Regions from separate parts of the Homo sapiens genome. Here all the other regions are linked to region 3. The links are chromatin loops, found by intact Hi-C in ENCODE. Cell type or tissue: natural killer cell. All regions are shown on one strand. Region 1 overlaps BACH2 (BACH transcriptional regulator 2). Region 2 has its middle 110 kb from the start of MAP3K7. Region 3 has its middle 85 kb from the start of MIR4464. Region 4 overlaps BACH2 (BACH transcriptional regulator 2).

What was found. A loop is a pair of places that touch in the nucleus more often than their neighbours do. Peaks named below come from ENCODE experiments on the same cell type or tissue, not always from the same donor. Only the 100,000 strongest peaks of a DNase experiment are listed, where the experiment ranks them.
Region 1: a loop joins it to region 3, with 3 times the contacts of the local background. A loop is called at or near these places in 71 of 110 quality-filtered maps.
Region 2: it touches region 3 in a loop (4-fold over the local background); 63 of 110 quality-filtered maps call a loop at or near these places.
Region 4: a loop joins it to region 3, with 2.9 times the contacts of the local background. A loop is called at or near these places in 33 of 110 quality-filtered maps.

What each region holds. Positions count from the first base shown.
Region 1 is chr6:89,949,310-89,957,309 of GRCh38, forward strand. It overlaps BACH2 (BACH transcriptional regulator 2), which reads right to left. Exons shown (of 9, transcript NM_021813.4): 7 at 961-2,553. Among named protein-coding and RNA genes, the nearest start is that of GJA10, 59 kb to the left of the region's middle. In natural killer cell, no CTCF peak of the experiment used is centred here; DNase peaks (open chromatin) are centred at 3,082, 3,172, 3,672 and 5,532; H3K27ac peaks cover 1,553 bases.
Region 2 is chr6:90,475,734-90,483,733 of GRCh38, forward strand. No RefSeq gene overlaps it. Among named protein-coding and RNA genes, the nearest start is that of MAP3K7, 110 kb to the right of the region's middle. RefSeq lists a silencer at 3,755-3,864. In natural killer cell, CTCF peaks have their summits at 1,074, 3,790 (motif pointing left) and 3,989; DNase peaks (open chromatin) are centred at 958 and 3,748.
Region 3 is chr6:90,393,996-90,401,995 of GRCh38, forward strand. No RefSeq gene overlaps it. Among named protein-coding and RNA genes, the nearest start is that of MIR4464, 85 kb to the left of the region's middle. In natural killer cell, no CTCF peak of the experiment used is centred here; DNase peaks (open chromatin) are centred at 4,106 and 4,546; H3K27ac peaks cover 2,019 bases.
Region 4 is chr6:90,076,584-90,084,583 of GRCh38, forward strand. All of the region lies in intron 5 of BACH2 (BACH transcriptional regulator 2), which reads right to left. Among named protein-coding and RNA genes, the nearest start is that of GJA10, 190 kb to the left of the region's middle. In natural killer cell, no CTCF peak of the experiment used is centred here; DNase peaks (open chromatin) are centred at 2,558, 4,438, 4,748, 7,508 and 4 weaker places; H3K4me3 peaks cover 2,813 bases; H3K27ac peaks cover 3,432 bases.

The DNA.
Region 1 (8,000 bases), 440 kb before region 3:
GGTCTGAGACACAGGTAGCAGTCTCAAGCTGGTACCTTGTCAATCAGCAAGACAGTGCAGTGAACGCCAGGTCACGACACAGACTCTCTCAGGTCTTTCTAGGGAATGTTCATGTTATTGGGGAGGTGGGTCCTCTGCAGGGGCCTCTTCTTTCCTCTCCTTAGTCTTGTGAGTCTTGCTCACGATGTGGCTGCTGTTGCCCCTGTTCCCCTCTTCCAGCAATGGTAAGACACACATGGAGCCTCTGGACATTTTTCCTAGCAAGTACATTGCTTTCAGGGTGGATGAAACTGCTACTCTACCCCACTACTTCTCAAAATGTCTTCCTAGCATTTGAGGGAGCTTGGGAAATGATCCATTATACATTATGTGTGGCTGACTAGGGTGCTTCTGTGATGACCCCAGGACCGGGATAAACGGTGAGGCTTCCATCACCTTCACTGTGATGGACATGGGATGGCCCTGGGGTCTTCTGTTGACAAGGAAAATCTAAAAGGTGCTGGGAGAGTGTTGATCTATTTGGTTTCAATCAATCAATCTGGAAAGAGATTCTATATCTTCCTTTACGCTGAACGGGTGAAGGGCAAGGATGAGGGTGATGAACATGGCATCCTTTCAAAGCAGGTGTAGGAGGGGGAGAGAGGGAGGAGAAAGAGGGGGGTCTGGAGTGCCTCAGTGTACTTCATGCATTAGACTTCAGTATATTTTTACTCAGCAGCTTGCCTCTGCTTGTCGAGTATTGAGATCCAGATCAAATATCAAGTGCTTTTCTAGGACAGAAGTGGTTAATGTGGAATCACCTTCAGCATCCTGCCTCTGTGGATGGGGAAGGCAGTCTCTCTACTGTCATCTTTAATCTTAGCACGTAAGAACAATGTGGGAGTGGTGGGGGGCAGGGAGTAGTCCAGATAAAGGGCCTAGAGAGTGGGTCACATGCTTGAATTTATGTGGGTTCCCTACCTCCTGGCCCCTGTCCTGCACAGGACACGACTCACTGTCTGCTTCCGAGAACGATCCGGATTCGTCACTGGAGTTGGTTCCATAAGACTGCTCACATTTAATTTGGGGCCGCACTTGGTTGTACATTCCATCTCCCATCAGGCCTGGTTCCTGATGTTCTGTGGCAAGGAATCTGGCTCCCTGGGAACAGGGCGAGGAGGAGAACTCACAGAGAGGGAGGCTGCAGGGTGAGCCCCCGCTCCCGTCCTCCGCGTAGGAATAGGAAGAGCAGGAGCTGGAAGTCCTGGTCCTGGTCTCCAAGGGGGGTGAGCGAGGGCAGACTTTGATTGGTACCGGGCAGCTGGTGTTGGGCCGCATCCTTCCTGGCAAGTGGTCGGCCATCAGCCCACCGTGGGAGTAGGCCTGCGAGCTGGGGAGGGACTGGCCGGCTCCCACCCACAGACCCTTTGGCACCGGCTCAGAGAGGTCTTTGTCCAAACTGCTCACCCCAGAATAAGAATGCACCGAGGTGCTCACTTGGTCACAAGCGCTGGAGGAGAAGATCACGCTCCTCCGGTCCAGCTCTCCCTCCTGTTTACAGAGAGCCTCCAACCCAGGCCCCCTGAGGGGCGACCCCATGGTGAAGTTGGACACCTCCTTCTGGCCCACGTGGGGCTGTCCATAATTCCCTGTGAAAGGGGTGTAGTCAGTTTTAAGGTCACCCTGAGTGATCCCCTTGTCAAAAGGGCAGGCTGGACTCCTGGCAAAGTGCTGCTGAGATGTACTGGGCAGGCCAGACAGCTCCACACTTTTCGTTATGCTGAACAGAGACCTTAAGCAGGAGGGCGAGGCCACGCTCCTGGATCTCTCCAGGCAGGCGGCCCCAGCTGGGGCCGTGGGGGTAGGGGCAGGGCTGGGCTGTTTCCGGTCCATCTCGACATCCCCCGCTCTGTCCTTGGCGTCAGGCTCATCTCCAGACAGGCAGAGCGTGATGCTCTCTTCCTCATTCTCTTCACTGGGCGGCTCACTTTTAATCTGCCCCCTGGCAAGCCCCGGCTTGAGGCTGTTGCTAGAGTTATCTTCCCGGAATGTGCTTGCAAAACCTGAGGTACTGTGTGATGATGCATTATAGACATTCTTGGTACATGCAAGCTGGTATTTCTTGTATCTGGGGTACTGCGTTAACGCGTCCTTTTCTGAGCTCTCCTTGGTGTCTGTGGGCACGTCAGGCTCGGGCAGCAGGGCTTCTTCCTTCTCTGCTACGGGGATGGCGGCGGCCTCAAAGCTGATGGGCTCTGGAAGCATCTGGTCCCTGGGGCAAGCCATCTTGGCCGTCTCTGAATCCATCGTCTCCTCCTCTTCATCCTCCTCCTCTCCTGCAGAGTTCTCGCAGTCCTCGTGTGGGCGCTGGCACGCAGCATCCTTCCGGCACACAAACAGGCCATCCTCACTGTTCAGGAGCTGGGTCTGCAGGAAGCTGAAGCAGGAGTCCTCCAGGTTGTGCATGCGCAGGAACTCAGCACAGCGGATGACCTCGCGGATGTTTTCTCTGCTGAGTAACAGCTTGGCAGTGTAGGCAAACTGTAACAGCGGCCCAAAGCCCCTGGCTGTGACCTGCAAAACAAACAGGGAAATCGCCAACATTACCATCAGCACTGCTATTGTCCCGAATCCCTCAACTGAAGCAAGATAACCAGACAGTGCTAATGTCCCAGAATAAAGACTGCAAAGGGGCAGTTAATCTTGTAGTACTGGGTCAGCAATGATTCTGCTTCCAATAATTAGTGCCTGTCTCGTGCATGCCACTGTTGTACTCCATCACAGCACAGGCAGAATTGAAAATCACCAGGGTCAAGTGGCTAAACAAGATGACAACGGGTTCAGTGTTTACACTAATGAAATATCCTGGCAAAAATGCACGGTGACAATGGGGAGCCTATTAATTTCCCTCCCAATCAGTCCTGTTGAGAGCCATTCTACACGAGGGGGGAGTGTTGTGACACTTCTTGCAGCTTGCTGGAGCCCAAGAGAGCCTTAACGTTTTCTTGTCAACCACAAAAATGGCAATGTGACCCTGCAAAAAACTAACTCCAGGGAGTTGTAAAAATAGGTTTTCCTCACTTACAATGTTAAAAGAGACATTAAAACAACTCCTGTTTTGCTCATCCATCACAGTTTCTACTTGAGACTTTCGGTCATCATGTCTACCTGATCTTATGATGATGATGATCTCATTATCTCACCAGAGATGACAACAATCAAAAGTGGTGTGCTCAAGATGAAATCAACCCCTGGCCCATAATGAATGGGGGTTGCAGAGTTAAACAAACCGGCTCTCATTTAAATGGTTGAAGCTGCTGAGTGGCACAGGGTATGGGCTATTCCTTCCCTAATTATTAGCAGCAGCTTTGCCATGCAGCTGTCTTTTTTTCCTGGTAAATCTTCAGGGGCTAAGCCTACTGTCATTTGCTGCTTATCTGTTATATTTTACAAAGATTGAAAGTGTGCTATTTATGCACAGCTTGCATATGCACACAAACACGTGTGTGCCCACACGCATGCCTGCTCACACACAATGACTTAGACAATTAAGAATATGTTGCCTAAGGCCAATTGTTTTTTCAGATGGAAATGGATTAAACTTGCTGGTGTTCATCAGGGTAAGCTTCCTTACCCTGCACATAAAACCACACATCCTCTAGGTTCTTGCAAGCACTGCTGACCACACAGGAAGGTGACGCATGTCTACAAATCCTGTACAAATCAAATGAAAGCAGCAATCATGGGGTCCTTGCTAGAGGCTATGGTAGCAGTGATACAAAATTTTAGCGGGGGGAGTGAGTGCACAGCAAGGTGAACTGGTAAACTTTGTAGCTGACTTCTGTGTGTATTAAACTCACCGCAGCATACAGAGCCAAAATTCTTGCAAGGACCTGTAATTGATGTTCAAGATTCAACCTGGACATTCACTCCTTTGGGAGTGCTCTCCAGTCCTCTTAGAGAGAATGAATGACATTGTCCTCTCAGCTCTCATAGCCAGATGAGGAGACGTGCTGGATTCTCCAGGGCAGCACTGATTTCATATCATTGCATTCTTTCCAGTAACGGAAATTTCTTAGACATGTAACTGAACGGGATTTTAATTGTTAATCTTTTTAAAGTACTCAAGTAAGATTCCACATTAAATTTTTCTGTCAGATGATGAGTCCAGAGATATTTGGTTAAAAAAACAAAACAAAAAGCCATGACTGCTAGACCCACATTATAAATTCTATATGGGCAATCAGTGCCATCTCCCTTTTATTATACCTAATTGTGCCTGTTTCTACCATAAGACAGCAAGCTCCTTCAGATCAGGAATGGTTTTGTCTGTCTTTGTAACCTTGCATCTAATCTAACCTGGGGTCTCTCACATGGTAAATACTTGTTAAAAGCTTGTATGTTACCAAATATGTCATGAGTCAAACTGTGTCCTAACATACTACTACTGTGTATGCAAGGTGACAACACAGTATGTTTAGAGAGTGTTGTCTCAAGTTACTTTTGGAGCAAGGCATCATGTAAACCAACTAACTGAACCGATCAACTGATCAAAGGCAGGCAGGCAAGGGTCTTTGTTTGCCCCGTGTCACAGTACCAGTATTAAAAAGGAGGTCTGACCGACACTTTTGTATCCTGCTAAGCTGACATGGTAATAGGTTCAGCAAATGTAGTACTGACAATACATCTGTTTTATGTCCTTTTCTTCCAAGAATCTTTAAAAGAAAGTAAAAAAGCAAGGAAATGTGTATTTATAGGTAACTGAAGAAGATGACAAGAATGTCACATGACCTATTCCTTTACTGCCACATGGCTCCACCACAAAGAAAGAAATGGTGAAATCAATGCAGAGTTGACCCCTGCCCTCGTAATGATCCTATGCTCCTCTGTAATGTGCCAGTTGCCAAAAGGGTGGATAAGACACTTCTTGAGTTTTGGCAAAGGTGCTCACTATATGGGAAATGTAGGAAACTAATTTCAATGCTATTTATACTGTTCACACAGTTTTTCTTTTTTTTTTTATTATTATTATGCTTTAAGTTTTAGGGTACATGTGCATAATGTGCAGGTTACATATGTACACATGTGTCATGCTGGTGTGCTGCACCCATTAACTAGTCATTTAGCATTAGGTATATCTCCTAATGCTATCCCTCCCCCCTCCCCCCACCCCACAACAGTCCCCAGAGTGTTCACACAGTTTTTCTCATACTCCCATCCTTATCACCATTTTTTTTTTTTTTGATGCTGTAGGTCTAAGTAAGTCTTACCACTATCTTCCACTGTGGCCTCTTGTAAAGAAAATTTCTAAAGAAGCCAGGGACATCCATGGGGATCTGTAGATCAGGAAGCAGTACTGGGAGTCACCCTCTGCCACATGGCTGCAAGGAGCTGGAGAAAGCATCTCCGCTCAGGGACGAGCTGATGCTTAAATGTATGAATTGGACCAAGGAGGTGAATGAGCAAAGTCTCCACATCACAAATCAATGGCACTCCTTAGATCACTGAGGCTTAGGAAACTTCCTGAGCTTGAAATGATCGTCATATGGTCATGAAAGAGTCATAGATAAAAAATCTGGTTTGTAAACTGTCACTTAAGCCCAAGGGCAGAGGAAATGGTGTCCTCACCATGAAAGTTCAAGAGCTCATAACTAGCTCTTCTCCCATTCTGGTTTCAGTCCTGCTTTGTCATATTTAAGTCTGCAAGATTTTGCTCAGCTTCTGTGTGTGAGGCTTTGTTTGGTGAGCCAGAATGACCATTTACCAAGTATCTCCTAGTGCCCAGCACTGTGCTCTTGTAACACCCTGCAAGGCAGGCATGACTGCCCTTATTCTGTAGATAAGGAAACTATGAAGCAGGGAGGTGAAGGAGTTTATCCATGGTCAGTGCTAGTCAGTGGAGAGCTAGGATTCCAAACCAAGTCCAGTCTGTTTCTTCTTCTGTGCTAGTGGTGTGAGGGAAGGATATGTGTAGGACTCAGGCCTGTGCTCAAGAGATCTAAGATTTAGCTTTGTAGAAGAGGTACAAATGATGAAAAGTTAACTAAGTAACAATGTAAGCAAGTCAACAATGGAAAAGCCATTGCAAGATTATATGAGTAGTTGTCAACTGAGAAATCCAGACAAGTTCAGGATAGGAGACTACTGAGGCTGAGGGGACTAGCAAGGGGGCCCCTTGAACACTTTTATCAGCACGCCTTGAGTGTCTGCTCTAGGTCAAGGGTTGCTTTGATACGATGGCTACTTTCGGAACTGTCACAAGGGTCCCTCCCAGGAACCCATCTCTGGTCTACTTTCGGCAGTGGTAATCGCTCCAGATACACAAAACAGAAAGCAAGTGCCCATCACACCTGCCAGCAAGTGTTACAACAGGCAGAGGCTTTCTAAATACTGGCTTAGCCTCCATCTTGAGAAGGTGGCACTGTCTACCCATTTTTAGGGACCATTTAAATTCATTCATTATACTCAGAAGGCAAATATTCAGGTACCAGTGAAAAGCTGTATGTTCATGAAACTGTGACCACAAGTCTGCATTGTTACTTACTTTTTGTTCTTAACAAATAAGGCTCTAATAATGGGAAAAAATAAGAGGGGGGTGGGAGGTGGAGAATTACACGCAAAACTAACAACTCATAAAATGGTATTTTAAAAAGTAATGATCATAAAGTTAAAATGGAATGAAGTGGCTATAAATAGAAGAATAGTTCCAACTCACTGATGTTAATGGAGTTGCATCCCTCTGCTCTAAGCAGACCCATCTAGACTAAAATCCACTGGTCAGCAGTGGCCTCAAGGTATGAGAAACAAATGCAAAATATGGTGTTAGGGACAACTTGGGATAACAGTCTTGCATTTTGAATGAAAATATTTTGAATGCCTCATTTCGAAGAACATTTTTTCATTGCACTTAAATATGTAACTACCTGGTCTCATACTGTGCAATACTCATTCTGATACAGATGAGATGGGATCACACATTGGGGCCAGAATACAGTGTGCCATGTGGGGGCGAGACCTCGGAGAAGGCAGAAAGTTAACCCTCCAACCTCCCACAGACTGCTTCCTAGGAGGTGATGACCTCAGCTAGCAGTTGGCACATAGTTGGTTCAACCCTGAAAGAAATAAGGCCAGGGTACCGTGTCCGATGGTGCAAGTCAACATGCTGACAATGTGTTGAAATTTGACCCACTGTAACTATGACCCTTAATCCTTCATTACATTGGATTCTAACATATCATCTCTCTGCTGAAAGGAAGATGGGCTGATGAAAACTCAATTTGTAGAGAAAGTTTGGGCACTGTTTGCAAAGCTGGGGAGCTCAGTGTTTTGGGGAGCTCAGTGTTTTGGGGAGCTCAGTGTTTCATGAGACATCCATTTTGCTGCAGGACAGAGTTTATGAGGATACTTACAACAGTTCCATCTCTGGACTATGATAGGGATGAGGCAGTCAGCCTTCAGGCATTTATTGAAAATAGGGTTTGAGGATTTTTGAGACTTGGAACATCATTCTCTATATAAGCTACATGACTAAGGTGTCTCCAGTTGGTTTTGGCAGTATATACACATGGCTGTAGCATTGAGCCCATCTGCAGAAGGCTGATCAGATGAATCCGGAGGACAGGTGACTGCTCCCTGGGAGAGGGCTGGCACGCTTCTCAAGGTCCCTTAATCACAACTTCACAAAAAAGGGAAACTTACATCTTCAGCAACACCATGTACACTTTCCTGATGAAGCTGAATCTCTTACACACTGCAGGAACCAGGAAGATAAAGGTAATGAACCCCTGCCCAAGGGCTTTTTAAAACGCTAGACCACTGACAACCCCTCTGGGTTGTATTTGCACAGCAAGGCACTTGTCAAATGATGAAAGCAATGCTGGTGACAATTAACTCTCCCTTCCCACTCTCTTACTGCACTGCAACCCACTCTGCAGGATGAAAACTGACTTAGTGATCAGGCATCACTCCTCATCTTAATTTTCTATAATTCATATCCACATTATCACATTCTTCTTCCAAAG
Region 2 (8,000 bases), 82 kb after region 3:
CCCTCTGCCCAGCATAGGGAAAGCTCAGGTGGCTGGAAGGAGGTCAGAACCAAAGTTCAGAAATACAGAAAAGCTTAAAGGGATTTCCTGAGCTAGCCTGGGAACCTAAGCACTGTCATTCACTGGTTTTAAGTGTGAATGTGTTTCAAATTTCAAATAGTAGCAATACACTTGGCATTTCAGAACATAACTGCTAGCAAGTTATATGCTGCCTGCTTGTGCACCAAGGTCCAAAAACTGCTTCTCTGTGTTTCAATTGAAGATGACTCAGGTGAATTACAGAACACCACATGGTTGAAATTCCTTTTATATGTGGTCTTCTGGGTTTCAGAAGGGCTGTCCACATGCAGGCCTTCTAAAGAGCCAACCACCAGTTTCCTGTATACCCCAGCCTTGGGGCTTTTTGCCATCTCTCTGCTTTGTTATTAAACAGTCAGAAGTGGGCTGGGGGTGGTGGCTCACGCCTGTAATCCCAGCACTTTGGGAGGCTGAGGTGGTTGGATCACTTGAGGCCAGGAGTTCAAGACAAGCCTGGCCAACGGGGCAAAACCCTATCTTTACTAAAAATACAAAAATTAGCTGGGTGTGGTGGCAGGTGCCTGTAATCCCAGCTACTCAGGAGGCTGAGGCAGGAGAATTGCTTGAAGCTGGGAGGCAGAGGTTGCAGTGAGCTGAGATCACGCCACTGCACACCAGCCTGGGCGACAGAACGAGACTCCACCTAAAAAAAAAAAGTTAACAGTGAGAAATGGAGTCCCCTTTGTCTGGACGGGGAGCGGCTGGCTGGGAGGAGGATGTCAATGGGAGACCGAGGGGAGACAGCTGCAGAGACTGCAGCAGCCTTGGAGGGCAGGACAGAGGTGGACGTGGGAGCACTAGTGGACAGGCCATGTGTACATGGAGGATACTCAAAAGGCAAGGACTGCCTGACACTTGCAAACCCGCACCACCCCCCTCCTGCCTCTAGGGTGCCAGGCTCTTGAAGAAATATATACTTACCCATTTTTGAAAGGTTGACGGGTCTTCTGAGCGTTTGAAGGGGTATTTTCTGTTGTTCAATTGTGAACATATTTGGTTGCAGTTTTGAAGGCTTTTCCTCTAGAACTTTTCATGTCCTATTAGCTGATAACACTCCTGAGCATGAATGTCTCTGTGCTACTGCCCTCTAGGTGTGTTGGAAAAAATAGAGTGCTAATCCCACGCACCTGCTTTCAATTCGGCCCACATGAGTCTGGTGCCAGAGGTTTGTTCACTCTGAATATTTCTACGCAATCTTCAAAACCTGCATTTTTTTACGCTAACACATCTCTGCTGTCAGCATCTTAATGTACACACACACACACACACACACACACACACACACACACACACACGTCGGGGCTCCATAGTCCTACCATTTGTGTTCTCAAAGGGAAGAGTTGGCGAGGGTGAGCTAGGATGACCACTAGATGACAGTATATAAAACACCTCTTAGGTGCTCAGGTGAACGAAGTTTGAATACTGCCCAGAGCTGCGATTCCCAGATTCTGATCTGTAAAATTTTTTAAAAAGGAAAAGAAGGCCCAGTGCCTGTAATACCAGCACTTTGGGAGGTTAAAGTGGAATAATTGCTTGAGTACAATTCGAGACCAGTCATAGTGAGACCCCATCTCTACAAAAAAGAAAAAATTAGCCAGGTGTGGTGGCACACACCTGTAGGCCCAGCTTCTTGGGAGGCTGAGGTGGGAGGATTGATTGAGCCTGGAGGTTGTGGCTGCAGTGAGCCGTGATCACACTGCGTGGGCAACAAAACAAGACTCTGGGCATTCCAGCTTGGGCAACGAAATGACACCCTGCCTTAAAAAAAGAAAAAGAAAACGAAAACAGGAGAGAGCCATTGGCTTGCCAAGTTTTTATCTTGCCAGGGGACATCATTAGATATAAATCAACTTCCATTCCTCCCTAAGAGAAACATTTTAGTCATGAAGAAATAGGAAGGACAGAATCTCAAAACAAGAAATTATCTTGTAAATCTCAAAGTAGCTTTATGAAAAACTTACCACATTGTTCTTTTGTGCTCATTTTGATGCAGACCAGTGAAAGAATCATCATGAACAAGCATTTGGGAAATAAACCTAGAGGAAGATTTATAATTCCAGGTTGTGTTTCCATGAGTGGAATTAAGATAATCGATCTTGCACTATGTTATCTTCAAAATGAATCTAAGAGCTAAGTAAAGTTTCAATCCAGAGACACAAAGAAGAAACAGGGGTTGACATTTGATAAAACTCATGCTATAGTCTGAATGTCCCCCAAATTCATGTGTTGAAACTTAATCTGCACTGCATTGTCTTAAGAGGTGGGGCCTTTGGGAAGTGTTTAAGTAGTGAGGGCTCCACCCTCATGAAGGGTTTAGTGCCTTGTAAGAGGGTTGGAAGGAGCCAGCTTAGACTCCTCTGTTGCTCTTCCACCAGGTGACAACACCTAGATGGCCTCATCTATGAGGAAGGAATGAGCCTTCATCAGACACTGAACCTGCCAGCACCTTGATCTTGGACTTCCTAACCTCCAGAACTGGGAGAAATAAATTCCTTTTCTTTATAAATTACCCAGTCTCAGGTATTTTGTTATAGCAGCCGAAATGGACTAGGACACTCACTAAGATGAGGCAAGCACACAGGAATCGCTGCATATGTACTGGGTGTGTTGCTGAGCCACCCCTCCCCCCGCTTCATCTGGGCCATCTCAGCCTTCTGTTTGTCAGGAACAAAACTGATGATTGCTAAGCCTCCTTGGCCCTAGGGATGGGGCTGTTGAGCTGAACCTCCGCTGAACCAGGCCTGTAGGAACTGCATTCAGGTCCCAGGCTGGTAGGGAGGGTCAGCTCAGGCTCTCCCTCCTGCCATCTTGCTTGACCTCACCAAAGAATTCTGAACCAGAACATGGGTGTGCAACCTTCTGTGGCAGAGATGGGAGAAGTGAGATGCTATGCCCTGTTAAACAATGTGCTAAACACTAATATCACGAGTCAAATTCTAACTTTCAATTAGAGAGCCCTGATTTCAAATTCTGGGGCTTGGGCAAGTCACTTCACCTTTCTAATATTCAGCCTTCTTGTTTGAAAATAGGGCCATTCGTAACACCTACCTCTCATAGCCATTGTGAGATTAAATGAGGTAATCTACATAAAGTATATAATGTAGCACTTACTGTGTGTTCAATGTGCATTAACTAATATTAATAACATTGGTGCAGGGTGCTCCTTTCTAGAGGCAAGCAGGCTGGATGATCCTAAAAGATGCTTTGAGATGCGTGCTAAACATCATGTTTTGGAAGAAATTTGCTGCCAGTAAATCCCTACCTCTGAGTCTCTGGTTTCGTTTTAACAGCTCGTACTCTACAGGTGGTCACAACGCGGAAGGGATTGGAGTGTTTGCAGCCTGGGGAGTTGCTTCTGTAGTTGAGGAGATCTGGAGTGTCGCCTTCTGGATCCGAGTGGCCCTGCTTATTCATAAGGATGGAAATGACTTGGTATTTAAACAGTGGGGAGTCCAGTTAAGCTCTTCTCTCATTGACTATATTCAAGATCCCATAGTAGGTATCTCCCCAGCAAAACTACACAGCCTCTGGTGAGGCTGGAGAGCACAGAGAAAACTCCAGATTACCAAACACACTGACAGTGACACCACACCCTGGAGCTGTGCGGTGACTCACCCTGCCTGGGTAGGAAAACTCTCCCGTCACTGCTGTGAGCAGGCAACGTTAAGGGGTCCTTGGAAGGCTGTGCTTGTACTGCCATCTAGTGGTTTAAAAAAGTACGGCTCGCTTTGGGAAGGGTCCTGGATCCCGTAGTCCGAGCTGTGCAGTCAATCACTAAGCACTAGCATCTTCCTCATGAAAATTTAGTAAGATGAATATTTTATTGAAAACTTGGCATGCTAATTTCCTAATTTAATTTCATCATTCCCCCCACAAAGCACTGAAAAGTTTGTGAGAGTCAAAATAGAGTGAAGAGCACCAGCCTAGGAGTTCGAAGGCTCCTTTGAGTGACAACTCCCAATATAACTTGGAGGAAGTGGCTTAAACCTTCTGTTTTCTCTAGGAAAAAAAATGGAAGTTAATTCCCCAAGTGTACCTCTCAGTAAATGGCTGGGAGGTTGAAATGTGGAGCCACTTGTTCTCCTCTTTCTAACATGCTGCTTCCCTGGCCCCATGTTCTCTGGCTTCTAAGCACACGTTCTTTGCATTTCTTTTTAATTTCTGAATTTCAGGGAAGTAGTCTTTATCTATGGAGACCCTTTGGTTTCGGAATGTGGGTTTTTCCCTTGAATCAACTGCCCCAAGAATATCAAACAACGCTTACATGGGCCTGTTCTCTGTGGGTGCTTTTCTCCTTGACATAGCAACAGTTACACCAGCTCTACCCCAAAATGTGCCAAGGTCTTGATACACAAAATTTGGGTGTTGTGTTGAAGTGATAGGTTCAAGATCCTAAGGGTCAATAGTCTGTAAACCTACTGTTAGGGAATTTTAAACTTCTCCAGTGTGGTGTGTGAGCGCAAAGGAGCATAGGACAGGAACTCCAAAGACCTTGGTCTACTCTCCAGTGCCCTTTGATTCTGGGCTCCTCACTTAACATCAGCACCTTCATCTGTAAAATGGGACTATATAATAAGAACTTGTCAGGATTGCTAAGGCGATCCAGTGAGGTAATGTTTGAGACAGTTATGTGTAAAGCAGAGAGGCCTGTACTGGTGTTAGTTACTGTCTTTATGATTGTTCCCTCATTTGGCACCTCTTCTATAGCAATTATGGTACTGGATTTGGGGTAACCACCACTACCTCAGGTTTACTAGGTGTATGTGTTTTTCCCTCCAAGATTTACTGTATTTAAACAATTGATGGATCCACCTACTGTCCTTATTTGAAGATGATGTAGTCACAGCCTATGTGGTTTTGTGAGCCAGCAAAGAATAGTTTAATGGTTCAATTAGCTCCTTGAGGAGATACATGGTGGTTGAGATATGCCAAATAAGCAGCATGCAACCTCTGTGGGGAGAAAAGAAGTCAGCCGACTTCTTGTGAAGACACAGCTTCCTGCAGAGCCAGATGTAGCTCGCGTTTTCCTCTTGCTTGTTCCCAATAGCAGTGCTCAGGGGGGATAAACTTTACTTAACCTAATTAATTTTAATCACAGCTTTCAAATCTCATACTGTGAAAAGAATTACAAATTGGAATACATTAATAGAAGCCATAGTTTATGCTGCAAGCTAATCATGAAATGTGCATTTACATTTTCTGCATGAGTTTGCAATTACCATTGAAATAAAATGCCGTTATGTCCTTTTAAATTACCAAAATGTGAAGAGCAGATTGAGCCAGGCCCATTTTTGTGCTACGTTACTACAGGAGTGTCTAAATTCCCAAGAATTAGATGGCTTCCTCCATCTGAGTTGCAGTGAGGAATGATTTCCTGTTGTCTGCTTTGGGCAATTTCCGTTTTTAAATAAAAATCTTTTAAACTGATTGTACAAATGTCTCACCCGCTTTAACGAGTAGTCCTTTAAATTTAGTACAGAGAAGAAATTTTATGTGTATGTAAAAATTATGTGTGTGTATACATACGTATATCTACATATGAATGATATATGCATGTAATTTTTCATTTAAGTTCCATGTAAGCTTTCATGGAGGTACACATGGAAGTAAATGCCAGCTGGTTCCTCAGAGGATCTGAGGCATTTAGAGGAAACACGGAGGGTATAAAAATAAAATTTTAATAAAGAATTAGCTCCCAAATTAGAATAGAATGGCGAGACGTCTGCAGAGTCCGCATGACTTCTATGTGTGGAGGACTTGGCAGTTTTGCCCCTCTTTCACACGCGTCATCTTGCTCGGTCCTCGCAGCAATGATCCTGAGGTGGGCAGCACAGGTGTGATTTGATTGTCTCCATTTTACAGATGAGGAGACTGAGAGCACATCAGTGAGGAGCAGAGTGGGTCTTTCAATTCCAGGCGGAGACTCTTTCGGCAGGGAGGCTCCCTCCATCTAGAAACACAATTTTTAAACTATCAGAACTCAGTAAGGAGGGACAAGTAGGGATAAGCAGTGACTGACCACCTGTTAACATCATCCTGATACCTAAATAAAAGTGATGTAAAACACCATGGGGTGAATGTGCCTTCATAATAAGTTATGCGGCTTTGGCTGGTTTGTTTGGCCACCTCGCTGGACTTACTCAGACTTTGGATTTTCAGAAATATTTTATATACAATTATGCCTGAGAATGTTCCTAGCATACTGCTGACTGGTTGTTAAGCATGTGCAGAAATAGCATCCCACAACAACAATGTGAGGAAGGGAAGGTAATATCTTTTCCTCACTCATGGAATGAGGGCCTTCGGACCTACTTCAGAGGAAGGTCAGAGAATTCTTTCATGGCCTGCTTCAGGGGAGAATGGCAGGAAAAGGTCAAAGAGACCTTCCTGCTTCTGTTTTCTTAAATGCTGAGGTGCTATGTATTGCGGTAGCATGTCTTGAGCCTCATCATCATCAACAACAACCACCACAACAACAATAATAGTAAATAGCAGCTACCAAGTGTTGATTGCTTACTATGTTCTAGACACCTTGTCATGTGATGGTCTTTCCCATTTAGTTCTCTGTTGATATGGTTTGGCTCTGTGTCCCCACCCAAATCTCACCTTGAATTGTAATCCCCATAGGATCACCACATGTTTAGGGAGAAACCTGGTGGGGAGTGATTGGATTATGGGGACAGTTTCCCCATGGGCCTCGCTGGTGATAGTGAGTGAGTTCTCACGAGATCTGATGATTTCATAAGAGGCTCTTCCCCTTTCACTCATTTGCTGTCTCTCTTGCCTGCCACCATGTAAGATGTGACTTTGCTTCTCTCTCACCTTCCACTATGATTGTAAGTTTCCTGAGGCCTCCCCAGCCATGCGGAACTATGAGTCAATTAAACCTTTTTCCTTTATAAATTACCCAGTCTTGGGTATGTCTTTATAGCAGTGTGATAATGAACTAATACATCTATCTTCTTTTATCTCAGGTAAATATTCCATTTCTGCCAAGATGCCCACCAACCAGTGCATGCCAAGACTATGAGGCACCATGAATCCCTGGCTGGCTCACATGAAGGCAAATCCCCTTCAGGACCAGGAAGGCCCAGGCCACTTTGTCCAAAGGTGGTCCAGTTCCAGATACTCAGGTCTTCTTTAGATGTCACCTTCTCTTGACCTGCTTTCTCTTGGCCTAGCACCTCTTTCAGTCACCACCGATATCACTTGCTTTCAGATTCAGATATCTAAAGACCCTCCCCTAGGGCATAACGTCCCGTCTCATCCATCTTTATGAAGATAGTGCACAGTGGGGGTGGGGGGTACTTGAAAGACCTGGGCTTTCAGATTGTGCAGACCTGGGTGTGAGCTGGGCTCCACTGTGTGCCAGCTGAGATTGAGTGATTTGCTGAACTGCTCTGCACTTCAAGTTTCTCATCTGTTAGCAGGGATTTAAAATCTGTTTTGCAAGGATGTTGTGTGGAGATGAAATGTGACATCTATGTGATGCATGCAAACAGTCCCTGGCACATAATCATTGCTTGATGCCATGACTCAGAGGCTCTGCCTGGGCCCTTGCCCAAGCTCTTCCATCCTTTTTATGTCCCTTAGTATCTTTCTTAGCTCCTATCATAGGAGATATCTGGGCAAGCACCAGCCCCATCCCACAATTTCTACCTCCTTCCTCCCCACTTTCACCCTCCAATTCTGGGTCCGTGGACTTAGTTACATACTAGTCAGCTCTCTGCCAGCCCTGAGGGCCTGGCTGGACTCCTGCTGGATGGGACCCTGTGCCTCGGGTGCAGGGAGGATTTGGACAGTCTTCTAGCAGCCTCTGCACCATTGGCCACGGAGTTGAGGGCAGTGGATCCCTATGGTTCATCTCAGTTGCTGTGCCATCACGACTGGGGGGCAGGGCGGGGAGCGAGTGGATTAGATCT
Region 3 (8,000 bases):
GTGAGATGAAAAGATTAAATACTAGAATAAAGGACCATTACACAACAGAGATTCAGCTGTAGGCTCCCGCATAAGTGAATTTCAGGGCTATGATGAAGAATCTGAGATGAGAGAAAGGAAGTGTTTAAATATAAAAGAAAGAAGTGACTATCCAATTCTGACTTGGAAATGTAGGTAAGTTGATGAAACAAAGCCATCACTTCACTAGGTTGGGTCTAACTTGCTTCCCTTGTGCAGACGGTCACTGAAATTCTTCATGAGAAACGGAGAATAAAGCAGGACCAGACTCCAAGACTCTGATGCTTGTTGCCTGGAGAATGTTACTGATGCTGCTGCAGGTCCTCATGCTTCCTGGGTTGGCATGAGCTATGGATGTGAGTGACTAGCATCATTCTTAGCACAGGTTGGTACTCAAATATGTTAGTTCTCTTTCTCCTTTCCCCACTGGTGGGAGGGTGCATAGAATCAATGATTTTGAGAAGCCCATATTTCCAGTGACTATTATGCTGCATTTAACTTAATTTCCTTTTATTTTCATTAGCTTCTAAGTGTAAACAGTTTTCACATTAAGGGCTATTTGGACGTTTATTCTCTTTAGATGATCACTGAGTATATGTTAAGTTGGTTGAGGCTCTTTGGTCCAGAAAGCAGTAGATACTTGCAAAAAAATCATGTTATAGGTGGCAAATTTTTTTTCAACTTTTATTTTGGGTTCAGGGGGTATACGTGCAGGTTTTTTACTGGGTAAATTGTGTGTTTCTGAGGTTTGATGTACGAATGATCCCATCACCCATGTAGTGAGTATAGTACCTGATATGTTGTTTTTCAACCGGGGTCTCCCTCCCTACCTCCCACCTCTGGTAGTCCTGAGTGTCCAGTGTTCCCATTTTTATGTATAGGAGGCAAATTTTATGGTTTTTTTTCTCTCATCATAACAAGACATCAAGTTGTTTGGCATTGTACTAGGTTTTTCTACTGATTATAAAGTTGCTACACTGTGTTCTTTTCTCTAGATTGTAATTTATTATCTGTAAGTAGTATAACAGTAAATACTGAGAATAATTTTTAAAATTAACAATTCCACCTCTCTTATATATGAAGTATTTACATTTTCCATGTTCTTCCAATCTTTATCCATGTGGATGTTTACTCTTTATGTAGATTCTTGCATTTTTTAATTTGATGTTATTTTACATGCATTTTAATGTTACTTCATGGTAGCCATAATTACAATTTTAATGGTTGCAAAATATTTCATTAGATATATGTCTTAATTTACTTAGTAAATTATCTATAGAGGCATTAAAAGTTTTTACCATCAAGTTTTTAAAAACCACTATAAATAATGTCATCATGGTTATAAAAACAGATCTCTTTCTCCACTTAAATCTCAGTATTTCCTCTGAATAAATTTCCAGGAGTTGGATTATGATTCCTGATGTGCATGGCTAATTGTTTTCCCAAAAGATTGTGTTATTTTGCTCTGCCAAGAGCAGTGGATGAGACTTCTCTTGCTTATCCTCTCAACAGCATTTGATACTGCTGACCATGCCTGCCTTCTACAAATACTCTCTTCCCCAGGGCTCCCTAGGTGCCTTTCTATTCTAGTTTTTCATCTACCTCTCTGGCTATTCTTCTTTGATCTTCTTTGTCATCCCCTCTGCCTCTATCTTTTTCTTCAATGTTTGTGTCCATCAGGGCTCAGGCCTGGGCTGTTTTTAAGGCTTCCCTTTGGAATATCTCATTCCCTCTACAGTGGGTTTAATTACTGTATCACTGGTCATGTGATATCCTCTGCACATCAGACATATATCTCCAAATGCTAAGTGGGCATGCTGGTCTCCCTGTCTCCAGTCTTGTTCCCTCAAAACCATTCTTCATAATCCAGGCACAGTGATCTCCCAACACATAAGTTGGAGCATAAAATTGAGATTCCGAGACAAGAATCCCAAGACCCTTTATGGGATCTGCCTGTCCCTCTTGCTGCTCTGTGTCCCACTCCACTCTCCTGCCCTTTCCTTGTGTGTGCCATGACTTCATCTTACCTGTCTTCCTATTCACACTCTTCTTCCAGCTCTTTGTCTGACTGACTCCTACTCATCCTTCAGGTCTCAGAGAGGCCTTTCCCGAGCACTAGGCAACTTAGCTTTCCCTGTTAATGCTCTCCAGGTCCCTTATCCAGTTATACCATTTGCTACACTTGAGGCCTGTTCCTGGGTGCATCAATTTCCCAGCACCTCTGGCTTCCCTGTGCATAGGCCAAGCATTATCCTAAGTCCAGCTGACGTACTTAGCAGCAGGTGTTTGCAGAGGCTGTGGTTGTGCACAGAAGCAGTGAGCGCTGAGGGCATATGGACAAGGCACTGATAGCCTCTGCTGCAGTCTACTCCTTCCACTGCCTAAATGCACTCATGTGCCCTGTTAGATTCACGCTGACCCATCCCTGATTCTGCAAGAAGGTGATGGTGGCTCACCCCACTCTCACTTAGTTTTCCTCTCAGTTTCTTAAAAGGAAAACTTTACAGGAGGGGTGCTTGTGGGCTGGTGGCACAAGCTGCCATCCTTGATGTTGCCCTGAGGCCATGGCTAATATTCATCTTTGCAGAAGGCAGCTTTCTGGTCTAGGTTGCTTGCCTGGTGGAATAACCCTGAAATTTACCTCTGAGGATCTGAACTTCTGGTGGCCATGTTTTTGTCAGGCTCCGATTGCCTCTGGTGATTGTGCCTAAAGTTTCAGGAATAGGAAGCATGAATTCCCTAACTCAGTCAGTGGAAGTAATGATGAAATGACCCACTCTTCCCATCTGTTCAAAGTATCTAAAGTATACTGTGTATCTGGAAAGATGACTGGGCCTTTTTGGGGGTTTTTGGATACTCTCAAGCTGGCAGCCTCCAGCTTGTGCAGCATATAAAAAGTACAATGGGTCCTGCAGGTATAGCCACTGTTGCACTCCCTTGCCATAGAGTGGGTCCCTGGGTCTGAAGCAATGTTATGAGTGATGTGAACAAGTCAGAAGCTCTGAGAGCACTCAGATGGTGGGCCTGGCCCAGGCATGGTGGGCAGGGGAGGTAAAATCCAGGCCCAGAACGTATATCAATCTTAATAAGGACAAATTACTGCCCCAGCTCTTGTCCTAGGTGGACGGGATCTGATATAATCAACTTGCACCAAGTGTTTGTTTGGTCTCCTCCAGGCATGGTATCTTATCCAGCCCTGGGGTTTGTTTCTGCTGCTGAGAGATCAGACAGCAACAGCAGTAGCAGTTGGATCAACCTCAGTGTTTGATCTTTCCTCCTCCCTCCTGCTAATTGCTCTGTCTACCTGATTTTAGATACCTGACCCTAAACAGGCAGAGACATATTTGTTAATGAGACGTTGCTAATGATCTTTTCGCTCAAACTAGGTGCTCTTATCTCCTGCTGTTTCTTCAAAGAGTAATTTTCCCAGATGTGTTTGTGATCCAAGCTCAACAGATCACATTGTACTTCAAATAGGCAGCAACAGAAAACTTGGATCAAAGTAAAACTAAAACTACAACTTTGGAAGGAAGAGGTGGGAGATTCTGCTCTGGAAGAATCAGCTGACAGGAGCCTAGGAAGGAGAGGAAGCTGACCCAGGGACCTAATTCTATTTAGTTACTAATCTGCTGTAAGCAATTACATTTGAAGATCCAATTTTGCAAAAGATCAATGAGAACCTCTGGATTTCTCTCTTGTAGTAGTTGTGTAATGATCTGAAGCTCATAAGCCCAGGGACATATCTTATTTTCCCCCATATTCCCAATGCCTGAGCCAGTGCCCTGCTCAAAGTCCCGAATAAATATGTATTTGTTGAGTGGACAAATAAACAAACAAATGGATGAAGTCTCGTAGATAGAGGGTGCTTTGTAGGAAATCATTTGAGTAGCAAGATTCTCCAACCCACGTAACACAGGACCTGATTTGCAGAACTTTGTTTAGACATAGCATTTCAAGAGCACGTTTTCTGAACCATAAAGGAAAGTAGGGTTCTAGATGAATAATGCCTTTTCACAGTGTCTGAGTCACCTCACACCCCTCACCCTCATCTGATAACGGCCCTTGGCAGATCTGCCCTTTTGCAGGGGATTCCCCAAGGCTCTCACCTCTTGCCTGCCCCTGTGTGTGTGACTGCAGCAGGCACAGGGTTGCCAGGCACCAGAATATAAGCACAGAGCTGGAGGAAATGGGAGGAATGATAGGGCAAGTTTATGGCAGTGAAACTTCCTGACAGTATGCATTTATGGGAATATCATACACATTTCACCTTATGATGGTATTTTTTATGCTGACAGGAAGATAAAGCTGGGCAACAACGGAAAAGTTGACTACCAAGGTAGTGTTGAAAAGGAAAGAGTTTGTTTCAATGAGACATTCTCATTATAGATGTTGGCTTAGTCCAAGCTTCTGCCTCCTCTCCCATCACAGAGGTTCTCTTCTTCTAATATATTGTGGAGGAGGGGGGTTTGTATCAGTGCAAACTGTACTGCCTCTCTCATGCTCTTGCTTCTACAAACACCCCTCTCCAAACAAGGACACCACAAGGGCGTGACAAGCGGTGCTCATCACAGCCTCTAAGCTTCAACATAACAGGATTGTCTTTCTCTTCAGTTAGATAGGGACATTTAGATAGAGCTTTGTCCCTCAACAATCTATTGAAGAGAGCAAAAGCAGTAGAGGCCCAACAGAAGTTCATTTTGGAACTTGCTAAATTAAAAGTAAATAACACTCAGCATATTAAATGCCCTCTAAAAATATGTGAAAGTACTCAAAGGCCTTGGCATCCAGGAAGTTCCCTGCAGGATGTCCACCTGCACTCCAGTGCTAGCTCTGGGAAGCTGTATGAGCCTGGTAAGTCTTGTGCCTTCCTGGGCCTTGGTCTCCTCCTCTGTTAAATATGTGATTTGGACCTTCCTTCTTTCCTTCCTGCCTTCCTGCCTTCCTACCTTCCTTCTTTCTCTCCTCTCTAGCTCTCAGTATAGAAACCCTTTCTTTAGATGCGATCTCTTAAGAAAGGAAAACTAATATATATAAGAATATTAAGCATGAACCTTCTCTGGTTAAGCGAAGCAGGAGAGAGGTCGGAAGTATATGTTTCCAGAAGCCCCTGAACCTCAGGAACCTCTAGGCTCCAGTTGGAAAAGCCCTGTAGCTGTGTTATTTCATGATCTGCAAACTCTCTACGAGAGCTGCTTTCCTAGTCTTACCAGCCAAAGAAGACGTAGACTTTTCTAGCAAGGAGGACAAAGAGTTCGGGAATATCCATTTCAGTCAGTTTTCAAAACAATCTTGTATCATTAGGAGAAACACAAACTTGGGTCTGAATCCCTATCCTTTAAAGGACTCCTACAGACTTGGCTTGGGGTTCCTAACTGCAGGGAAAATAAATCCTCAATCATTTACCTTCATGACATAGGAGACCCAATGATCAACAGTATTTCTCTGTATAATCTTCTTTCTGACAAGCTCTCCAAACAAAAGAAAAGAGAAAGAGAAATGGCCATAGGAGGGAAGACTTTCTTCTAGGGCATTTGAGAAGATTGTCAGACCCAGATGCGAGGCACCACCTTTCCACCTTATGCCTCATTAATGGAAATAACGCAAAAGCCCAGATCTAAGGCAGAGCTTCCCACCTATGAACCTGCATCTCAATCTTCACCTTCCAGGAACCAGACAGTGTCTTCTAGGCTGATTACTTCCAGTTTATCTCATTATGATGTCCACATATTATAGCTCCCCTCTCCCTTGTGATGAGCATGGAAAATATCAGTGACTCCAAATCCCAATTCTTTCACCTTAGAAAACAAATCTGAGAATCCCTCTACCACCAAGCACAGTACCTGGATACAACAGGCACTCATTAAATGTTTGCTTAGCCAATGCAAGGATAAATGAATGAAATTCCTCATCCCTGTATTCATTTCTGAAGACCTGCTGGTGAAAATTTAGCTCTAAACATCTTTCAGATTTATTCCACTGAGGTATGAAAAAGGGAAAATAAATGACGATGCAAGTGAAGTCAGGAGCTGGCACAGAAAGTGCAATTGGATTCTGCTTCCCCCGTAATTAAGTGTGCCCAATGCTGCTGACTTAGGCGATGACAGCGTGCAGCTTGCCTGCCCACCATGGGTGCGTGGGAGGACGGGCAGCCCTCAGGATACCGCTGCACAACACGCTTGCCACCTTATCAAGATTTCCACAGCCACAGGAAGATTTCTCAGCCCGCCATGCCCCTGCGGACTGCCCTGTGCTATCATCCCCCTTCCTGGCTGAAGACACGCTGGCTGTCACCTCTTCTCCTCCCCGGAGATGAGCATCTTTCCTGGGCCTGCCTTGGTGTTTTGACAGCCACTCCATGTCCCCGCTGCTCAGAGAGGGAAAGCCACTAGGGAGGCCCTCGATGGAAATATTACCCCCTGTCCAGGGTAGCATGGGCTTGATCGCGCCTGATTATTTCTGATCACTGTCACTGGGCCAAGAGCACAGTGAAGTCAAGAAAGAAATGGCTTCATTAGTGTGAGTGCAGAGGTCTGGGAAGGCAGCAGTGGCGTGGAGGACCTGCTTTTGTGAGGGCAGTGAAGAGAGAGGAAGGAGTGGTGTCTTTAGATTGAGGTATCTTGAGATTCCTGCTTTCTCCACTCACTTCAACTGCCCATATAGGTTCTGCAGGTTCCAGAAGGTTCTAGAACTTGCACAGGATCGAACCTATAGCTTCTTATGGAACAAACACAGAATCAAGAAAATCTGGTGGCAGTCACCTGGTTTAACTCCTTTGAGCTCTAGACCAGAAATTAAATAGTGCTTAATCTGTTACTTTAAAGAAGCCTAGTTCTAACTTTTCCTCAGCTTGCTCCCTCTTTTGACTAGGATCGGAAGGGTGGGTGCAAATGGCCAGCTCCCCGTAGGTTTGCCTCTTTGAGCCCTAAGTTTCCCACCACTTCTCTGCACTACAGGCTTTGCCCAGGGTGGGATCCTCAGCCCAGGAACCTTGTTTGTCCTCCTCTTGATGCGGGTGCCTGCTGCCCAGCCACACACCCTCAGATTCATTTTTAAAGAAACATCAACAGCTGTTACATAGCAAATGAGCCGTTCAAAGAGCTGGGATGACTTTGAAAAAGGGCTTGAGGACAGCAGTTGACCTCTGATCGTCTCCACTCAGATGCCCTCTCCCTCCTACCCTTTCTCCCCGTCCCTGTCCTCTGCTCTCCCAGCGAGCCTGTCTGCTCTTCAACCCTCCTCCCTGCCCGATTGTGCTGTCTCTTCAACACCTCCCATGTTGCTTGATTCCTAAAATAACATAGGGGAAAACATTTGTTTGTTTGTTTTGAGACGGAGTCTCCCTCTGTCACCCGGCTGGAGTGCAGTGGCACAATCTAGGCTCACTGCAATCTCCGTCTCCTGGGTTCAAGCGATTCTCCTGCCTCAGCCTCCTGAGTAGCTGGGACTACAGGCACATGTCAGCATGCCTGGCTAATTTTTGTATTTTTGGTAGAGATGGGGTTTCACCATGTTGGCCAGGATGGTCTTGATCTCTTGACCTCGTGATCCACCCGCCTCGGCCTCCCAAAGTCCTGGGATTACAGACGTGAGCCATCGCGCCCAGCTGAAAATATTTTTTTAAATAAAGAAAATGAATCCTCAAGCCAACTGCATTGTTTCGGTTGTTGATTTCAATGCTATCCTCGCTGGACTTTTGGTGGGAGTCAGCGGTCCGTTGCGAGGAAGCTAACCTCCCCGGGCTGGAGTCTTCGGGGAGGCCCGCCGGACTGCCCCGACACTCACCATCCTCATTGAGGACTGTCCCTCTCAGGAGAGCTGCGACTGAAGGACAAGTGGAAATCCTCTGATCAGAAAGTATAAAACAGGACACCTTTTCAGCATCAGATTTGACTAGTAAGTAACCCCGCTTCTCTGGGCTAGGCCACCAGCCAATTCCTCAATGGAGGGCAACCAGTGCGTGAGGAGCAGGGCTTAGGAATAAT
Region 4 (8,000 bases), 320 kb before region 3:
TGCCAACAGCCCCCTTTCCCTTTGCTTGTTCCGACACAATGCCTTCAGGTCTGTCTAAGTAATGTAATTTACTAGAGTGGAATTCCCTCGGTACCCTGTGCAGTACTTGGTGACAGTATCATTTATACTCCACCGTGTCGTGGCCTGACACTGATCCATCCGCCTTCATCCCTCATTCAGAGGAGAGCATGCAATTTCACCTTCCTCCGTGCCCTTCTCTGGTGTGCACGTACACATTCACTCCACTCAGCCCTAATTACAAACCTGGGTTAAAATACTCTCATTAGATTTATATTTCACACTCCAAATGTCAATCTTGTTGAAAATTCCCGTTTTCCGGAGGATTCATCCATTAGCAATAAACTTTAAAGCATTCTGTGACTGAGTGCATTAAACCAGCAATGCGGACATGCACTTAAAATACATCATTAGAGAAAATCTCCATTGCAAATACTTTACACTATTCAACCAAAGGAATAATGAGCCCCGCCTGGCCAGTACCCTCAAACTGCACATGAAGGATAAGTTAAAACTGGCAGTTTTGCAGGAAGGAGCACACAGTGTATCCACAGGATGCATTTCAGAATCTGTCATTCCTTATGAAAGCGTGGGAGGGAATCACAGCCAGAGTCTAATTTATCACCTTCTCTCACCTATTATTTTTACAGAAACTTCGGTCTATGGCAAAGGGCAAGAGGGACGGCGAAGATAATGGGGAATATATGAGTGTGTACAGGGAACAGAAGCTGTATCTGCAATGCCAGGAACTTTGAAAGTCACCTAGAATGATTTGCTCGGCCTGAAAAGCATTCTTCCATTTCGTTAACAGAGAAAAGTGGAGAAAGCAGCATTGTCTGGAGACACTGGAGAAGCGGGTATCATTTTAATACAAGACAGATTTCCCTGGCAGAGTTGACCTGAGAAATGTCTTTATTCCAGACTGATGGTTCCTAACACAAAAACCAAAAATCTGATGAGAATACTAATATATAAATTATAAGTCACAAGTTGTATCTGGGACAGGGATGGTAGGACAGACTAAGAAAAGGAAAATTTGAAGAGGATTGAAAAACAACCCAGCAAAATACAACAATTAAGAAAACTAAGCCACCACTGTTTTATATCTGTCCTGTATTTTAATTCCTTAGCTTATAGGTTTAATTCATCACTTCTTGTCAGGTCTCAGGTGAGGCAAAGTTAAGATACAGTCATAACTTCTCTTTAACTTTGATAAATGAAGAAACAGCATTCTAGGAAAGTCCTGGAGGAGGTTAAAGGGAGACTGATTTGAAGTCTCAGCATCTAATCCTGAAGGCTAACAAAAAAGTTATGTCCACAATTATGACTTTGTACTGTGAAATACACAATACACTTTATAATGCAAAACTTTGGTGGGTGGAAAAGGACTCTAGAAGGACAGGTATACATTGTATTAAACAGAAAATAACTTGCAAAGCATAAAAAATAAAAATAAAAGCAACAGCAATTGTTTTCTACCTGTCAGCATCTGGTCAATCTGTCAGATTGTTCAGTAACCAGAATTATAACAGATGCAATATTTTCTGTGGGGAATTACACCACCATGGAAGCTATTGCTCCTGAAGTTTTGCCCATTTCCACCTGAAATATTTTTTTAGCCTTACTTGATTACAACATTAGCACTCTCTTTCATAACGTACACCAGCAGGTACTACAATTAACATGCACAGATGTTAGAACTGAACATCCATGTTTAAATAAAAAACAGGGAGAAGGTAAAAATTACTGAATATGCTCAACACAGCACTAATCTTAAAAGGAAAGAGAGGCTTACATTGTGCTAACTTAACAGCAAAATAAAAAAAACAACAATCCCCCAGTTGGCATTAGTAACCTAAGAAGAAGCAAACCACTCTATAAATGCCTGTATTCTTCTGAAACACTGAACCAGAGGCTGATCTTTTGTCCATTTAATTCCAAAATTTGTACTCCAAGAATAGAGGAGAACTCCCAAATGCTCTCAAATTCTCCAACACATTTTATGATGCAACTGCACAAATGACGATAACACCAACATCATTTTGTGGAGTGCTGGCTTTGTGCTTTATGTACGTCATCTCACTGAATCCCCACAACCACCCTCTCATTCAGGCAGGCAGTACTACTTCTGTTCCCATTTTCAAATAAAGACACCCAGGCCTAGGAGAGGTTAACAGATCAAGGTCAACAAGTAGCTAAGCTAAGATTTGATCCGGAGTCTTTTTTTCCTCCTAAAGCTCTCAACTCATTGTAACCACTGTGCCACACTGTCTGCCACAGTTGGGGATGCCAAAGAAAAATGTGATTTGCAGTCTTCATTTTTCAGAATCTTCTGGAACTGCCCTCTTGACTCATCCATTTTACAAAGCTCATCAGACTGAAAGGCTCAGAACACTTGCAGACATTCTCATTCTTTGGAAATGCCACAACCACTCAGTCAGTGGAATGGGACAGCACCATCAATGGGATTGCGAAGGCACAAATTTCCCTGTGAATGCTGGCGCCGCCTCTCTTTGGTGTTTCTTCTAGCCACAAACGGACACGTTATCACTTACTGTGGTTGCATTCGACTCAGCAGCCAGATGCAGGGGAGTTTTTACTTGGTTAACTGTCCCTCCAACATCTGTGTCTACAGAAGATACTACAGGGCAGGCGTGTGCTCATCCTTGTCCCTTCTCCCTCCTCCAACCAAACACACAAAAAGTTTTCCAATCTCTAGGGCAACACCATTAAGATATCCTTTCCTTGCTGTGCTATGAGTTTACAAGAAATAACTTTCTAACAATAAGCCAAGAAGATGGATGTTGTAAAACTGCATTTCAAATAAGGCAATTCCTTTTTAAAAAAGATTCAAGGGTTTCACGCTTCTTTCTTCCTTCCATCAACACAATTTGTTTATGTATGAGTTGGATCTTTCTTCCTTCGGAAGAGAAAAGTGCTGATAAACTATCATGTGTAGACACACAACGCAAAAACTTGGTTGCCTTTTGCTATTTAAACAGAGACAAATTATTTCCCAATATACCACTTACCAGACAGATGCAAAGATGTGGGCAAACCAGTCATCAGAATTAACAGAGTGATTTTGCTTGCACTACATATTCTGATTTGTATGACTCTTATTTTTAGCCATGCACAAAGGGCAATAAATGGAAAATCTTATTCTAACCGCTACTTTTTCTGGGCCACCCACACTGCCCCACCTACCACACAACTTCAAAATGTAAAAAAACCCAGACCAGGGTTTGTCCTAACAAGGGATGCAAAGTGGCTAAAATGTGTGACATTTTTTCCAGTTAGTGTTTGTACTTTCATTTTTTTTTTTTTTCTGTCTCAGGACTTTCAGGGAAAACAATGTTGACTTACCAATGGGCATTTTCAAAGACTCTAAGTTGGTATGTCAGTCAGTGTACAGACAACGTGATCCGCAAGGCACGGGCACCACCCTGCCGTGAACCACATCTCAGCCAATCTTCCGCAAAGAAATGTACCCAAAAACTTTTCTGTAAATTCAGGAAGGTGATCCACACCTTCCACATTTTGTTTTGAAACAATGATGGTATTTTAAAAGTTCTTCAAATTAACAAAAGTGATATCAGAAATATAAACATTTCTAAAACAGAGCGGGCTGTGAGGAGTGATTTTGCCAAACTTAAGTCAGTAGCACTTGACTTATATCTGCTTTTAGTCTGCGGTGGCACCACGCTTACCAAGGCACAGTATCCCCTTGCTATCCCTTTCCTTCTGTGCATTTTTTCTTTCTGTATGCCTTAACCACACTTCTCCACCTGATAACCTGAAGCTTATCAAGCATTAATTCACACATGGTTATCACTGTGGATTGAAGCATCTGATATTTAGAGATAACCATCTTGACGGCAAATAATAAAAACAAAATTGATGAAGAGGATATTTGCCAGGGGCACAGAGAAGATAGAGATGAGAGTCTATTTTTGATTACTATCTTTCCAGACTTTTAATAAAAAGTTATTACAGTCCCAGGATACCAATTAAAATGCTTGTTCCTCTGAGCCCTCTGCAAACCACAACAGCAAACATATGCAGGTAACAATTAATATTTAAAAGTCTAGTTCAACAAAATCATCAGAATCATTAGGAAACAAAAGGCGTCAACCCTGAGAAAGGCATCTTTACCTGTGTGCCTGCTCATTATCCAGAAACTAGAGGAAATGTTCTTTCATCGTCTGGTAGTTAGCACATGCCCTGCAGAGCTAACACCGTCTTCATGCGCGGTACTCGAGCAGCTCTGATGAGATGTCTCAGAAAATCTTTTTTGGGTGATAGTCCACTATCGCCAGAACTTCTGACTTGTGTTGTAAAAACACAGGCAATTAAGTATTACACAAAGTGGGTCATACGCCACTGAGACAACCACACCGCCCCCAAATCAGACTCCAAATGACTGTGCTGTGACAAGGTAGGAGGGGTCTGAACGCAGCGAAAGCAAAACTTTTATGTGGTGAGGAGCATTTTAGTTTTCACTGGTTTAGGTTAGAGAAAGTTAATCTCAATGTCAACTACAAAGCCAACAAACTTTTAGTGTGTTCTTGAATTTATATGACAAATGCTGGCTGTTCATCTAATGGGAAATTCAGATCCAATGTCATAAACAGTCTGAGGGACAGTCTCAGGCTTAAATGACATGCCCATCACTAAACAAGTGAGCACTGTGACTCAGTGAAGGAAGGCGGCCAAATCGAAACTAAAGATAAAGAACCAAATTCTCATTATCCACATTAGCATCTCCTTCTCCAAAGGAGGATCAAAGTACTGTATACCACTTCCCCACACCCGTAACCAACCAGGGCATTCAACACAATCGCAGATGCTACCCAAACACCCTTCAATTGCTGTAGGAAAAAGGTCAAATGTAGTTACCTGAATTGAGCACATTCATTCATCTGTCACTGAAGAGCCACAGAAATATTAATCCAATATACACTGAGTTCCTATTACATACAAGGACACAGAGGACATGAAGGGATGCTCTCAAAGTCACTGCTTTCAAGGAACTTAAGAATCCTTTACACGGGATGATAAAACCTAGATATAACCAATGTCAAAGACAGACTTTTTCTTTTTTTTTTAAACAAACAAAATCCCTTCTAGCAGCTAGCTGCTTACTAAATACTTCCTATTCTACGGACATAAAGTTTGTGGATTACAATTCTACATTTCTCAGATGAATCTTCTAACAATTCCTTAAATTTTACCTTGGTTTTCTTTCAGTGCTCAAAGCCCTTCCTAACCTTGGCCAAGTGTTAGGATTCATCCTAACCTGAAGGCCTAGTACTCTCCAAAGGGAAGCACAGAGATACCAGCACAACTCAAGGAGCTATAAAATCACACCACAGCAATCGGAAGAGATGCATCTTTAAAGGGGGATAAAGGATGCAAAGTTAAAGGAAAACTCTGTTCACAGCACAAGAAGGCATATATTTGAATGAAATTTTGTTACCAAAATTATAAAATCAGAATTTGATTGGAGTTCATATTGTTTGGATTGTGAATGCGGAATGGGAAGATCTGGCTAACTCAACCTTTCCCATTTCTGCCAAATTGCCTTATAGTACAGTGATTACTAATTTCTAAATAATCAGAACACAATCAGTTGACCTAACACCAAAGCCATCTTGTACATAACTGAATCTTCCTTTATGATTCCAGAGGCCCACTAGGATCTTACAGGGCCACTCACTATCATTTTGACTGACAGAAGGTAGAAATGAAAATACTGGTTGACAGGAATTTCCACCTGATAAAGATACTAGTGAGTCCACACAGCTATCTGTTCTTATAAGAGCTGATTAATATAATTAGAAGGAAGAAAAAAAAAGTAACAAGGAGATCACTGTCCTATAAGATGACACTTAAAGGCATCATTCCTAAGTGCCACCAGCTTGTAGGATGTAATCAGTCTAGAGCACTGCTTGTAAATTTGGAATTAGTTAATTAGTTTCTTGAAAAAAGTCTGGAAAAATACATAAAAGTATGAGTTAACAGGTAGGTTATATTTGGGCAGCCAGATTATAGGTAATTTATCTCTACCTTTATTCAATTTTCTGCTATTTTATAAATTATGTAGAATACATGTATCACTTTGATAATAAGGAAAACAAAGCTACTTCTGTTCAGATAAAAGGAAACAATTATTTTCTGATTGTGGTTCTGTCTAGAAATCAAGAACACTTCATCAATAAGTTTCTGACACTTTCTGTCAAGAAATCAAGGACCCAGCATACTAATCTGAACTGAACTGATGACAAGTAAGGCACAGAATACAGGAAAAACATGCTAGAAATAACAGATTATAGCTTCTAATTAAGCACCGCAAGGACTCTAAAAATCTTGCTATCCTGCAAAGCTTTGTAAATACTGTTCTGGGGCAGAAGAGCAGAAGTGCTTTTCCTCCTCATGACGCACAGTCTGTGCAACTTCCAGCTGCCACAAGGCTGCAGGCACACACTCTTACAAGATCTAGCTAATGGGACATCCTTGGAAAAACATGCTGCAATGCCCTGGGTTAAATCTGGGCTCACAGAGAGGCATCATTTCACTAGTGACAGGTGCATCCAAAAAAGAGCACACAAACCATTTCTTAAAAATCAACAGATTGGAAACTATTAGAATAAATTGATAAACAATTTGTACTACAACTGATGTCACTGGGCAGGCAGCTTTATAATAAAACATAGATTATTTGGAGACTCACGACTCAGAGAATTATCTTTTGAAATTTTTGATTTATATATTAATGTTTACAACCATGCTGGTAACATCACTCCTCTCTGTACCATTAGCAGAGAATGAAAATTAATTTTGATGATCTCTTGAGCAGAACATAATCTGAATCTGAAATGGAATATTACAAATAATCATATCATAGGTTCTTTTTATTTTTTAAAAAGAAACAGAATTGGCTTCAAAAGTATGCCGTTGGTTCCCAATGACTATAGGAGCTAAATACATAGGTTCATAAAATGATTTCATATATTAGTTTTAAAACCAGTAATATCACAACTTTTAGAGTGCTTAACATAAACAGAACATTCAACATTTAACCTCTGGCACTGGAAAGGTGGTAAAAGCCAAAACTTGCAGTTTCTCGAGAAGGATAAAAATGAATGGTATATTGTTCTGTCCTCAGTCAAAATTTTTAGATTATTATTAAAGCATGGAAATAGGTATACTAAAACCTCAGTTAATTAGACTATTTGAGGACAAGAATATTTTTTATTATTTTGATTTTCTGGTTAATTGACAACTACAAAATGCTTTTTGTTGAAGTTTTTCCAAAGCAGTTTCTTTTCCTCTTTATAAAACATCTAACCATTCTCAATGATTCAGCAGGTCAATGTCATCAGCTACAAGTATCCTCCAGGGTTTACACCCCACCTTTACTCAAAACCAAAGCTATCTTGTTTTCTTCATCGCTGAAAAAGGGAAGTGTGGTGTGTGCGGTAGGGTGGGGTGTGTGGGAGGGAAGGGGAGGGGGTGGGGAAGTATGAAGGTTAGCTAATTCAGGGTTCTGGCTAGTTGGGTTCCAGGTAGCAAAACCGTCAGTAAACACAAATTCAATGTCTGGAACCAGGCACATCTGATTCCTGCGAATGATGAGACAAGGACACAAGGAGATCCCACTAGGGTCTGTCTTTGTTGGTCTTCTCTACTTTATGTCATTTTGTCTCGGTGACTGCTGGTTTGATGCTCTTCTCTGTGGAAAATGTGTCAGTGTGTCTATCTAAAAATTCTGGTCTATGAACTCATGGGGGGGGAATTTATTTTGATTAGATTCCATATCCATGCCCTTTCAACTCAAGCTTAGGGTGGATGTCAAAGATGAATAAGCCCTTACTTTCCTCTCCCTTAGACTTGCTGACCTGAATTTTCTCCTCTACAAAAATCTTTAATTCCAGTTTTTTTTTTTTTTTGGTATCTCAGCGGCTCCCCATAGCAACTGA